Linked DNA regions of Mus musculus: region 2 is linked to region 1. The links are chromatin contacts, found by POLR2A ChIA-PET in ENCODE. All regions are on one chromosome and are shown on one strand. The core of a region is the stretch at or near the end of the contact, and the rest is flanking DNA. Distances in the headings are between cores, read along the strand shown. Region 1 overlaps Gatad2a (GATA zinc finger domain containing 2A). Region 2 holds the start of Tssk6 (testis-specific serine kinase 6).

Region 1 (5,077 bases), core at 2,232-4,731:
CCTCAGGATTCTATGGCACAGCGGCAAATCTGGAAGCCCTCAGGATCCCAACACCAGATTTTGCAGAAAATTGAAGACTGAAACCGCTGTGCACTTCAGGCACCAAGTGGAGAACTAGCTCCCTCCTGCACTCCACTAGTGCTGGACCGACCTCACCGAGTATACACATGAGGTAGATGAGGACCCCAAAGGTACAGGATCCCAGTGGACAGAAGGGGAGTCAGGGAAAGTCCTCAGTGAGAATCTGGGGTAAATGCTCCATTCTAGAATGTTCTGAAGAAAGGGTAATGTAGCTGCTGGGAGAAAAAGGTTGAGTCTGACTTCCTTTAGCCTTTTACCTATGAGTGTCAAGAAGCCTGGGTTCTGGGCCGGCCGGTGGTGGCACACGCCTTTAATCCCAGCACTTGGGAGGCGGATTTCTGAGTTTTGAGGACAGCCTGGTCTACAAAGTGAGTTCCAGGACAGCCAGAGCTATACCGAGAAACCCTGTCTTGAAAAAAACCAAAAGAAGGAAGCCTGGGTTTCAGGAAAGTTCCCTTGAACTAATTAGTGATATACAGGAGAAACCCACAGAAGAGATAACAGAAGCCAGGCAGAATAGGGAGGCTCCTCCTTTGAGGAATGACACAAAGTGTGGTAGCCTGGCCTCCCTGAGGCACTCCCACCAAAGGAATGTTTCAGTCCTCCCACAATCCAAGAGATGGCAGACCCACTAAATAAATACAGGGGACTTCCTCCCCAATGAACCCATGAACCTGCCACTGACAGTGTCCCAGCCTAGGACTCAGGGACATCCTGCCCTGTACCAGCCTCTGCTAGGCTCCAACCCAGCCCATTGTCTTTTCTCACTCACCTGTGTGAAGTGCGCATGTCCACAGGCCCGTCTCCTAACAGCCCCTCGCCAGATCCTGTGCCCATGGCCTCTGTTGTCCTCAGCAACCCCTGGGCTGAGCCTGCACTCGGCTCTGGCATCACCCTGCTGTCTCCGTCCACTGTCAGCTCTGATGACCCTTTCTCCATTTTCATTTTCTTGTTCTCCACATCATCCTCCGTTAGGTCAGGTTCAAGGGTGCGCTTCTGACTGCGGGTTCGGCATGCTTCTTCACTCATTCTGTATGCGAAAGGGAGGATATAGCATTTGAACCCCTTCTGACAAGTTTAGTTTGAAGTGCGGTTTTCTTTTCCTCAGAGGCAGCTAACTAGAGAAGGGACAACAAAGACAGGGCCATAGACGCCCCTCACACCCTTAGGATGGCTGGGCAGGAAGGAGTCCCACAGGCCTCTTGGGTGTGGCCAGCTCTGAGAAGCCATGGAATCCAAGTGGGAGAAAAGCAGTGGCAGCTGTTACTGGACAGGGCCCTTCTGTGGAAGAACGGTGCCTATTATGGGTCTGAAAACCAGTCCAGGGGCCTGGCATCTGTATTGTAATGGTGTGTGTAGGACCTGGATAGAGGTGACCTCAGGTGCTGTGTGCCTGAGCCCCCCAGGGAGCCAGAAGTGAGGGTCATGCTAAGCTTTTTGGCTGGCAGACATACACTCTGAGCACAGTATGGACCGGTCCATCCCAAAGTGCCACCACCATGGCCCTGTACATGTGGCACACATTTATCTTGATTCAAAGAAAAGGGAGAAAAACGCTGAGTCAGTTTTTGATCCCATGACATCACTGGGCTCCACATGACCCTTCCCAGGATGCAGTCAGAGAGACAAAGCACTTTCCAGAGAACCAGTCTGAACCGGTTCCAGACAACACAGCTGAAGTGAAGTGTTGTTAACCCTCACAGAGACAAGAGGACAGCTTACTGGCATTCCACAGCTGAGTCTGGGACAAGGCCCTCTTAAAGGGACCGCTCAGAAGCCAGGTCTTACTAAACACTATAGGACACCAGCCTAGGGAAAGTCAGAGAACCCAGAGTTCACTTGGGAAAGGGAAGAGAAAAAAAAAAAGTCTGGCTGGGCTCTGGCAGGATCCAAGGGACAGCTCCACTGAGACATCTGGCATTGAGTATAGATAGCCCTGCAGAGAACCTCAGCTCACATCTCCAGCAGGCTTGATGGGAAAGCCCTCTGATTCTGCATCCTAATGGAGGGATACCTCCTTCCAGGTGCCTCAGTTTTCCACTGGTAAATATGGTAGGAAAGGCCTGTCCTGGACAAAGCCAGTTCTAGAAACCCCTTCCAAGGTTCTGGGAGGCTGGGATATTCCATCATATCAAGGATGCACTCCCACGGGTAGGAAAGGCCTGTCCTGGACAAAGCCAGTTCTAGAAACCCCTTCCAAGGTTCTGGGAGGCTGGGATATTCCATCATATCAAGGATGCACTCCCACGGCCAGACCAGAGTCCAACCTCATCTCCATGGTCCAGTCACCTTCTTCCATAGACCTTGGACCCAAGAGCCTCCTCTTCATCACCACCTAGGTTAAAGTTAATGCTTTGACCTTAATACGACTCTATCAAAGGTAGAGATGGGGATAGGGTCACAAACCTCAGTGGGCTTCATCTCCACCCTACTTTCTCCTGCCACCCCAACCTGTACCCTGGCAATCTTCCCTAGATACTGGAGCACCCACCATATCCCTCCACTCTAACAGCACTGGAGAGTCTACTACGGCTTTGCTCTTCCTTCAACAAGCCTGACCACAAACCCTGTCACACTTGCTGACAATCTGCCTGCTTTGCCTACCAGCAAAAGCAAACAAGCCACTGTCCTGGGGTGTCAGGGTACTCCCTGAAGCAGAGCTGCTGAGTTCTAGAACAAGAGGAAGTAGATTGGCAGTATCCTCAGACAGGGTATAAACACGGCCAGGCCTGGACAGGATATAGATGGGGAGCTCAGAACCTGTGACAATAAGGGCATGTGGGAACTGGGTGGGTGGGTGGGGCACAAGCATTATGGTTCTCAAAAGCGAAGCTCACTGGTGGGGGCATACTTCCTTTCTTTAATCCCAGCACTTGAGAGGCAGAGGCAAGTGGATCTCTTTGAGTTCAAGGCCAGCCTGGTCCACAGAGTTCCAGGCTACACAAAAAGACCCTGAAAACCAAACAAAATAGAATGAAGCTCTAGGCCTGGCCCTGCTCCCAAGTTCCGCCATCATAACTCAGTAGGAGTAAGGCAGGGCTTTCATACACAAAAAGACCAGGCCTTGACCTCAGCCTCTCCTAGCTCATCTGAATCCACCAGAAACCCTACCTGAAATCTATCTTCTCCATACCACAGCCTTACTTCTTTGTTGCTGTGAAAGGGCCTAAGGAAAAGCAAAGGTCTACCAGGGGTTGAGGGAACTGCTTTTCATATCCCTAGGAGCTGCCCATTGCATGGAGACAGGTACCTACTCAGAGCTCAAGCAGGGCCCAGAACCTTGAGCCAACCTAAGGGTAGGTGTGGGTGAAGGTAAGAAATGGGATGCCTGGAATTTGGCTCCCCACCTCCAGAAAGACAAGCACAGCTGGCGGGGTGAGCACCAGACAGAAGTCCCAGTAGGCTACACCCTCCCAACTAGAGCCTGAGCTCCCACAGCTGTGCCTCTGAGGAGTAACCAATCCAGCCCAGTGTGATATTCTGTGGTAAGAAGAGTCCCAACTTCCTCAAGGCCACCAGGAACAAGGTCTTCCTGGGACCGGCACTGATAAGCACTGTACAGTAAGCACAATGTGGGCACGAAGAAAGCAGCTTCCCTTAGGAAGCATCCTAAGAGGCAGAGAAAGGGTTTAAATCACTCACATGTAAATGGGAGTGGGTTTCAAAATCCCCAAAGGAGGGGAAAAGAAAGCTGCCACACCAGAACAGCTACCACAGGCCTGTTCAGGGGGATGGGTCTCAGCAGCCACTTCCTACACGGCAGCAACACAGGAAATGATGGTCATTTTAAGAGATATAAAGGTCACAAGAGCCATCCACCTACCAAGGAATGGGGTTAGGACGCTTAGAGCAAGCCCCAACATCATGGGCTGGGCCCCACACCTGTCCTGTGCAGCAACCCCAACAATGTTCAGTAGGGCCCTAAAGGCTACTACTGGGATTTCTCAACAAGAACCGTATACAGGTGCCTCTGCCAGCACTGGGACCAAGGGGCCTGAGTCCTTGTGGTACACCAACGGTGGATATCTAGGGCAGTACAAACATCACTAACTGCTACCTGGATGCTGCCTTCTTTCAGTAAAATACCACAATGCAACTGGAGGGAGAACCTGGGACAGGAGGCTGACTGAACGAACAGCTTCTCCAAGCTGAAGCTAAGTAGCATGTTAACATTTTAGACTTTGGTGTCCTTCTGACTGTGGCAGCTCAACTTCAATTAGTAAGACTTCACAATGTGTATTGCAGACATGAATGGAGGAGTGGCAATAAGTGGCACGGACAAAACCGACAGCTGATGTTTGTAACTGGGGGAACCTTAGCACTGTGAGAGGGAAAGAAGGGGATGCTAAGAGGGGGAAAGAGAAGGTAAAGAGAAACATTTCCTAGCTGGGCGTGTTGGCGCACGGCTTTAATGCCAGCACTTGGGAGGCAGAGGCAGGCGGATTTCTGAGTTAGAGGCCAGCCTGGTCTACACAGTGAGTTCCAGGACAGCCAGGGCTATACAGAGAAACCCTGTCTCAAAAAAACAAAAGAACAAAACAAAACCAAAAAAAGAGAAGAGAAGAGAAGAGAAGAGAAGAGAAGAGAAGAGAAGAGAAGAGAAGAGAAGAGAAGAGAAGAGAAGAGAAGAGAAGAGAAGAGAAGAGAAGAGAAGAGAAGAGAAGAGAAGAGAAGAGATTTCCTGCTCCTTCACTCAATCCAAAGCAGCCCTGGGCCTCTACCAGAGGAGCTGCTGTCCTAGGGGCTGGGGATTACACGGTGCTCAGGAATGCACAGCTGGGCAAAGACCAAAAAGGCCAAGGGTGTCAGGTGACAGGACTGAGTGGTTAGAGCAAGCAGAGAAGCAGAGGCCAGGTGGGAAACTCAGGCCTAATGGAGACAGTCCAGATGGCCTGTGGGGGAGGTGATAGGAGCATGATGATCCAGGGAAGCATGGGGGTCTAGACTCGGATCCCAGAGGTCCACCTCACTCTAAAGCAGTATCTGGCTGATAGGT
Region 2 (5,337 bases), core at 35-2,534, 36 kb before region 1:
GCTGGCCTGGGCTCCACGAAAGCCGGTGGGGGTGGGGGCTGGGGGTGGGCAGAGAATGCCAGAAGAGGAACCAGCACTAGGGAGGCTAGAGTTTAAGACTAGCCTTCTATGCTATGTTACAATCAACACACATCTTGCCTTGGGTGGACCTGTCTGTCATCCCAGCAATCCATTGGCAAAGGCAGGGTCGCCACGAGTTTGAGGCCAGCCTGGGCTATATAGTAAGTCCCTATCTGCAAAAAAAAAAAAAAAAAAAAAAAAAAAAAAAAATTTAAAAACATTAAAAAAAAAATACGTATAACGGTGCATACCTATGAGCATAGCCTTCGGAAGTGAAGGCAAGAGATCAGGAGTTCTAGATCAGTCTCTGCTACGGAGTTTGAGGCCAGCCTAAAACAAAACAAAAGCCTCCAAACTCCAGGTTAGTGCTTCTCGCAGGCTTAGTTTCCAGGCCCGTGGAAGCCAGCTGGAAACTAGGGGACATGAACATTCTGGCTTCCGGGATGCTGCACTAGAAAACCAAGATTCCAACTCAGCCTCCGCTCACACTGTGCACTCTGAAGCCCGCAGGCTGCCCTCTCTCGTCTAACCGCATAACAAAAGCCTGGTCTGCGACGAACAGGACGACACTGAGACACTGACCCGACAGTCCCCGGCGGGGCAGGTTCCGCTTGTAGTCGATGGGGCCGTAGCCCCCTGGCGGGGGCATGTCCTGCTTCACCTTCGACGCCGCCATACTTGCAGGACCCGCAACTTCCGGCCACCAGCGGAAGTGAGGCAACGCGCGACCACCATTTTGAGTGTGGCGGAAGTTCCGTCACCCAGGAGGTTCCCTATAATTTGGAAGCGTTACGCTAGCCTTGCTGCGATCCGGAAGTCAGTCCCTCCTCCCTCTGGCCCTAGGCAGGGAGTAACTGTGGTCTGCATCTAGAGCTCTCTCGGGCGTGTTTCTTGCACTAAAAACCTTGGGAGTTCACCTACTTTCTTTCGTGAGCCATGGTAGCCAGGCTCGAGGCAACAGGCTGGTTCCCACCCACCTGAGCACCATCACTTCAGGGAGGGACTTGTCCTGTTCCACATCAGTGGGCAGTCTCCTCGCCAGTGACTTCTCACGAGGAACTGACCATTAAGGGCGATTGAGTCACAAAGCCTAAGAAGGGTTTAGGGAGCCCGCGGGGCGGGGGAGGGAGGGTCCCCGCCCCAAGGCCGAGTGACGCCCGCAGTCACTTCACAAGGCAGAAATTGTTACCCGGGCAATAAAAGTCATCGCGGCTGTAGGGCCTTGGGAGTGGGCACATGGGGGCACGGGGGTGCAGGTGCCAAGCACCATGGGTTAGGCCCGAGATTGGAGTCCGGCCGCCCCCCGACAGCAGCCGCCTCCTGCTCCCCGCGCGCCCCGGGCGCCACCATGTCGGGCGACAAACTCCTGAGCGAACTTGGCTATAAGCTGGGCCGCACGATAGGTGAGGGCAGCTACTCCAAGGTGAAAGTGGCCACCTCCAAGAAGTATAAAGGGACGGTGGCCATCAAGGTGGTGGACCGCCGGCGAGCGCCTCCGGACTTCGTCAACAAGTTCCTGCCTCGAGAGCTGTCCATCCTGCGGGGAGTACGGCACCCGCACATCGTACACGTTTTCGAGTTCATCGAAGTGTGCAATGGGAAGCTGTACATCGTGATGGAGGCAGCAGCCACCGACCTGCTGCAGGCAGTGCAGCGCAACGGGCGCATCCCGGGGTCGCAGGCGCGCGAACTCTTCTCGCAGATCGCGGGCGCCGTGCGCTACCTGCACGACCACCACCTGGTGCACCGCGACCTCAAGTGCGAAAACGTGCTGCTAAGCCCTGACGAGCGCCGCGTCAAGATCACGGATTTCGGTTTCGGCCGCCAGGCGCACGGCTACCCAGACCTGAGCACCACCTACTGCGGCTCGGCCGCGTATGCGTCACCTGAGGTGCTCCTGGGCATCCCCTACGACCCTAAGAAATACGACGTGTGGAGCCTGGGCGTTGTGCTCTACGTCATGGTCACCGGGTGCATGCCCTTCGACGACTCGGACATTGCTGGCCTACCCCGGCGCCAGAAGCGCGGCGTGCTCTACCCTGACGGCCTCGAACTGTCGGAACGATGCAAATCCTTGATCGCCGAGCTGCTACAGTTCAGCCCGTCTGCCCGGCCCTCGGCGGGCCAGGTGGCGCGCAATGGCTGGCTGCGGGCCGGGGACTCCGGCTAGGAGCCGGGGTTCTCGCTGTTCCCGCCGCACCAGGCACAGAGCCAGGGCGGCGCACGCGCGAAGGGCGAGCTTCGGGAAACCCGCGAAGTCGCCGCGCGCCACTGCGCACGCGTCCTGTCCCTTCCCCTTCCCCCACGGCGGCGGCCCTCTGAGGCCTGCTGTTGGGTTCTGATTCCTCCTGCACAAACTGATTGCTGGAGAGCGCATGCGCATCCTCGATTTCTGGCGAGAAGGCCCCGGGAGGGGCGCAAAGAGAAGAGAGAGAAGCATTGCGCCTGCGCAGAATGAGCTGTTGCACGGTGGGTTGCCATGCTACAGAGAAACCGTGGGCCAGCCGTGCACGCTAAGTTCCAGGTTGGAACCTGCAATAAATTCGCTCTTCCTTGCAACTGGGGTTAGCGGTGGAACCTTGTCACTGAGCAGGGGGTGGGAAGTTTTCGGCAACTTAGAGAAAGGCGAGTATGTGGAAATTCTACCTTTAGACCTAAAAACCGGAGTAGGGAGATTCAAATCCTGATTCTTCACGTCCCTAAACTGGATAAATTCCTAAAAGTTCTATAGTCATCCGCCAGGATCTGATGATACTTGAATTGGGATCAGCGGGACTGCCTGTTGGCTGGAACAGCATTTACAGATGTGACACCCACATAGGTGTCAGTTGTGCAGAGACAGGTGTGGATTGTACTCAGGTCTCTGGAAGCCGGGAGTCCTTGGTGATGGTTGTTTTCCCTATGGGAAAAGTTTACAGGGAAAAACCAGACCCATCTACTGATGATCTCTTGATTTGTTGTTGGTGGTGGTGGTGGTGATTTTGTGTGTCAAAGTTAGATCAAATACCTCACTATGCAGCCTAGGCTGGCTTGTAACTTGGATTCTCCTGCCTCCACTTTCCAAGGTGTGCAGTCCAGTTCTGCATGTCTTGAACCAGATATTGGGATTTTGAGAAGCTTCAACCATCCTTGCCTTCAACAAGGATGCAAGTGCAAGCCAAGTAAAAGAAGAGCCGAGATGTGGGGATAATTGTACGTTGTGAGGAACTCCCGTGGGCGGTGGTATCCAGAGACAGACTCAAGCTGGCCTCAGCCCCAGCTCCCCTCTACTCCACAGGTTTCTGGTGCCCTGGAGTTTTTGAATGTGAAAACTTTCCTCATGCTGGGCCCTAACTGCGGCATTGGCAGATGGGGAGACTGAGGCTATAAGAGGGGAGAGGCCTAAAGTCTGGGGCTAGCTGGAGTATGCCAGAGTCGAGAAAAAAACCCACTCCCCTGGCAGTGGGCAGAGGGAGCCAATGGATACAGGCTGTGCTTTGTGTTCCGCACCTGAGAAGTAGGGCTTGGGAAGGCGGGGGCTCAGTAGACTCAGGGTTTGTATTTCTATATTGTCTTTTGAGATTCCAGTACACAAGTTGACTACACCACCCACTTCCCATTGCCCTTCTTCCTAGTGTTGGAGGTAGAATCGAGAACCTTACTCTCTGAGCCAGCCAGCCCCCCCAACCCCCCGCCCCTCACTGGGCATTCTAGGGGCATTCTAGGCATGGGTTGCACCACTGAGCCACAGGCCAGGCTTGTTGTAGAGACAGGTTTTGCTATGTAGGCATAGACTACTCACATGTAACCCAAATAGAAAAATGGGGCAATCCTCTTGCCTCTTGGGCAGTATGCACCAGGTATGCACCAAGACCAGTTACCCATTTTTCTTCTCTGTCTGTCTATGGGTTTTTGTTGTTGTTGTTTGGTTTTGTTTTCAAGATAATATAGCTCTGGCTATCCTGGGACTATGTAGACCAGGCTGGCTCCAAACTCCACGTGCCTCTGCCTCCTGAGTGCTGGGATTAAAAGTGAGCACCACCACACCTAGCTGCTTTTTTTTTTTTTTTTTTTTTTTTTTTTTTGCCGATCTAGGTGTCAGCTGACAGCTTTTACACAGCCCTGCCCTTCCCCAACTCCCCCCACCCCCCATGCACATTGTGAGGTTTACTTCAGAGGTAGCAGGTCCTAGGGAACAGAATTAATGATTCCTGTTTCTCAGCTTAAAACGCTGCTCGAGCCCATAGCCTATGGTTGGTCTTGGGGCCACTGAGACTGCCTGACTCACAAGGGCAGAATCCTGGAGAAATGCTTAGAAGTGCTGGGTCCTGGGCATCAGTGTGGATGCAGCTTGAAGCAGGAAAAACCTCCACTGGCTCTGTGCCTTGCAGAGGTGAGGTACACTGCAGGGAGCAGCCATTGGCTCCAGCCCAGCCAGGGTTACATGTAATACACTGTCTCAACAACAGAATTAAAATGTATGCAGTGTGTGTGTGTGTGTGTGTGTAGAGAGGAGAGAGGAGAGAGAGAGAGAGAGAGAGAGAGAGAGAGAGAGAGAGAGAGAGAGAGAGAGAGAGAGAGAGAGAGAGAAAGAGAGAGAAATAGTTCAGTAAAGAGAACTATTTTTTCCAGAAGGCCAGAATTCAGTTCCAACATCCATGTTGAACAGTTCACAATAGCCTGTCACTCCAGCTCCAGGGAATGTGTCACCGTCTTTTGTCCCCACAGGTACCACACACACTTAGCATACATTTACACACAGACCTATGCACACAAATAAAAATTAAAATCTTAAAAAGGCTGGGTCTGACAAGGCTCAGTAGATAAAGGCACTGGCTGCTCTTACAGAGGAGCTGAGTTCAGTTCTAACACTCACATGGTGGTTCACAACTGTGAGCAAGTGGAGTTGACTGGAGACAGTGGGGCCAACTGGATCGAGCAAAGATCCCAAAAATCCAATTCCCAACAACCACATGAAGGCTCACAACCATCTGTACAACTACAGCATACTCACATACATAAATTTTTTTTTTTAAAGTTAAGCTGGGCGTGGTAGTCTACCCAGTAGTAATCCCAGCCATGACGCAGGCAGATACCTAAATTTAGAGGCTAGTCTGGTCTACATAAAGTTCCAGACTAGCCAGAACTACACAGTGAGATCCTATTTTTGACTTGGTCTGTGTCAGCCTAGGTGGCCTGGAGCTATGTAGACCAGATGAGCCATGAACTCCCAGAGCTCCACCTGCCTCTGCCTCCTGAGCACTGGGATTAAAGGTGTGTGCCACTACATCTGGCATC

Evidence for each region. ChIA-PET counts read pairs that join two places held with the same protein, here RNA polymerase II (POLR2A).
Region 2: POLR2A ChIA-PET joins it to region 1 with 43 read pairs in embryonic stem cell. The contact joins the promoter of Tssk6 here to the enhancer-like site in region 1. POLR2A ChIA-PET finds 5 or more read pairs at or near these places in 4 of 5 experiments (Patski and embryonic stem cell).

Annotation. Positions count from the first base shown.
Region 1 is chr8:69,934,926-69,940,002 of GRCm38, forward strand. Gatad2a (GATA zinc finger domain containing 2A) reads right to left here. Exons shown (of 13, transcript NM_001113346.1): 3 at 854-1,111. The coding sequence starts at 1,110. Among named protein-coding and RNA genes, the nearest start is that of Tssk6, 35 kb to the left of the region's middle. Within about 2 kb of position 3,482, at least 1 of the 3 ENCODE cell types and tissues checked has a DNase peak (open chromatin) inside an H3K27ac peak, as active enhancers do.
Region 2 is chr8:69,900,900-69,906,236 of GRCm38, forward strand. Tssk6 (testis-specific serine kinase 6) reads left to right here and starts at 1,285. Exons shown (of 1, transcript NM_032004.2): 1 at 1,285-2,619. The coding sequence starts at 1,409. The coding sequence ends at 2,230. Ndufa13 (NADH:ubiquinone oxidoreductase subunit A13) reads right to left here and starts at 1,121. Exons shown (of 5, transcript NM_001382215.1): 1 at 1,038-1,121; 2 at 643-833. The coding sequence starts at 736.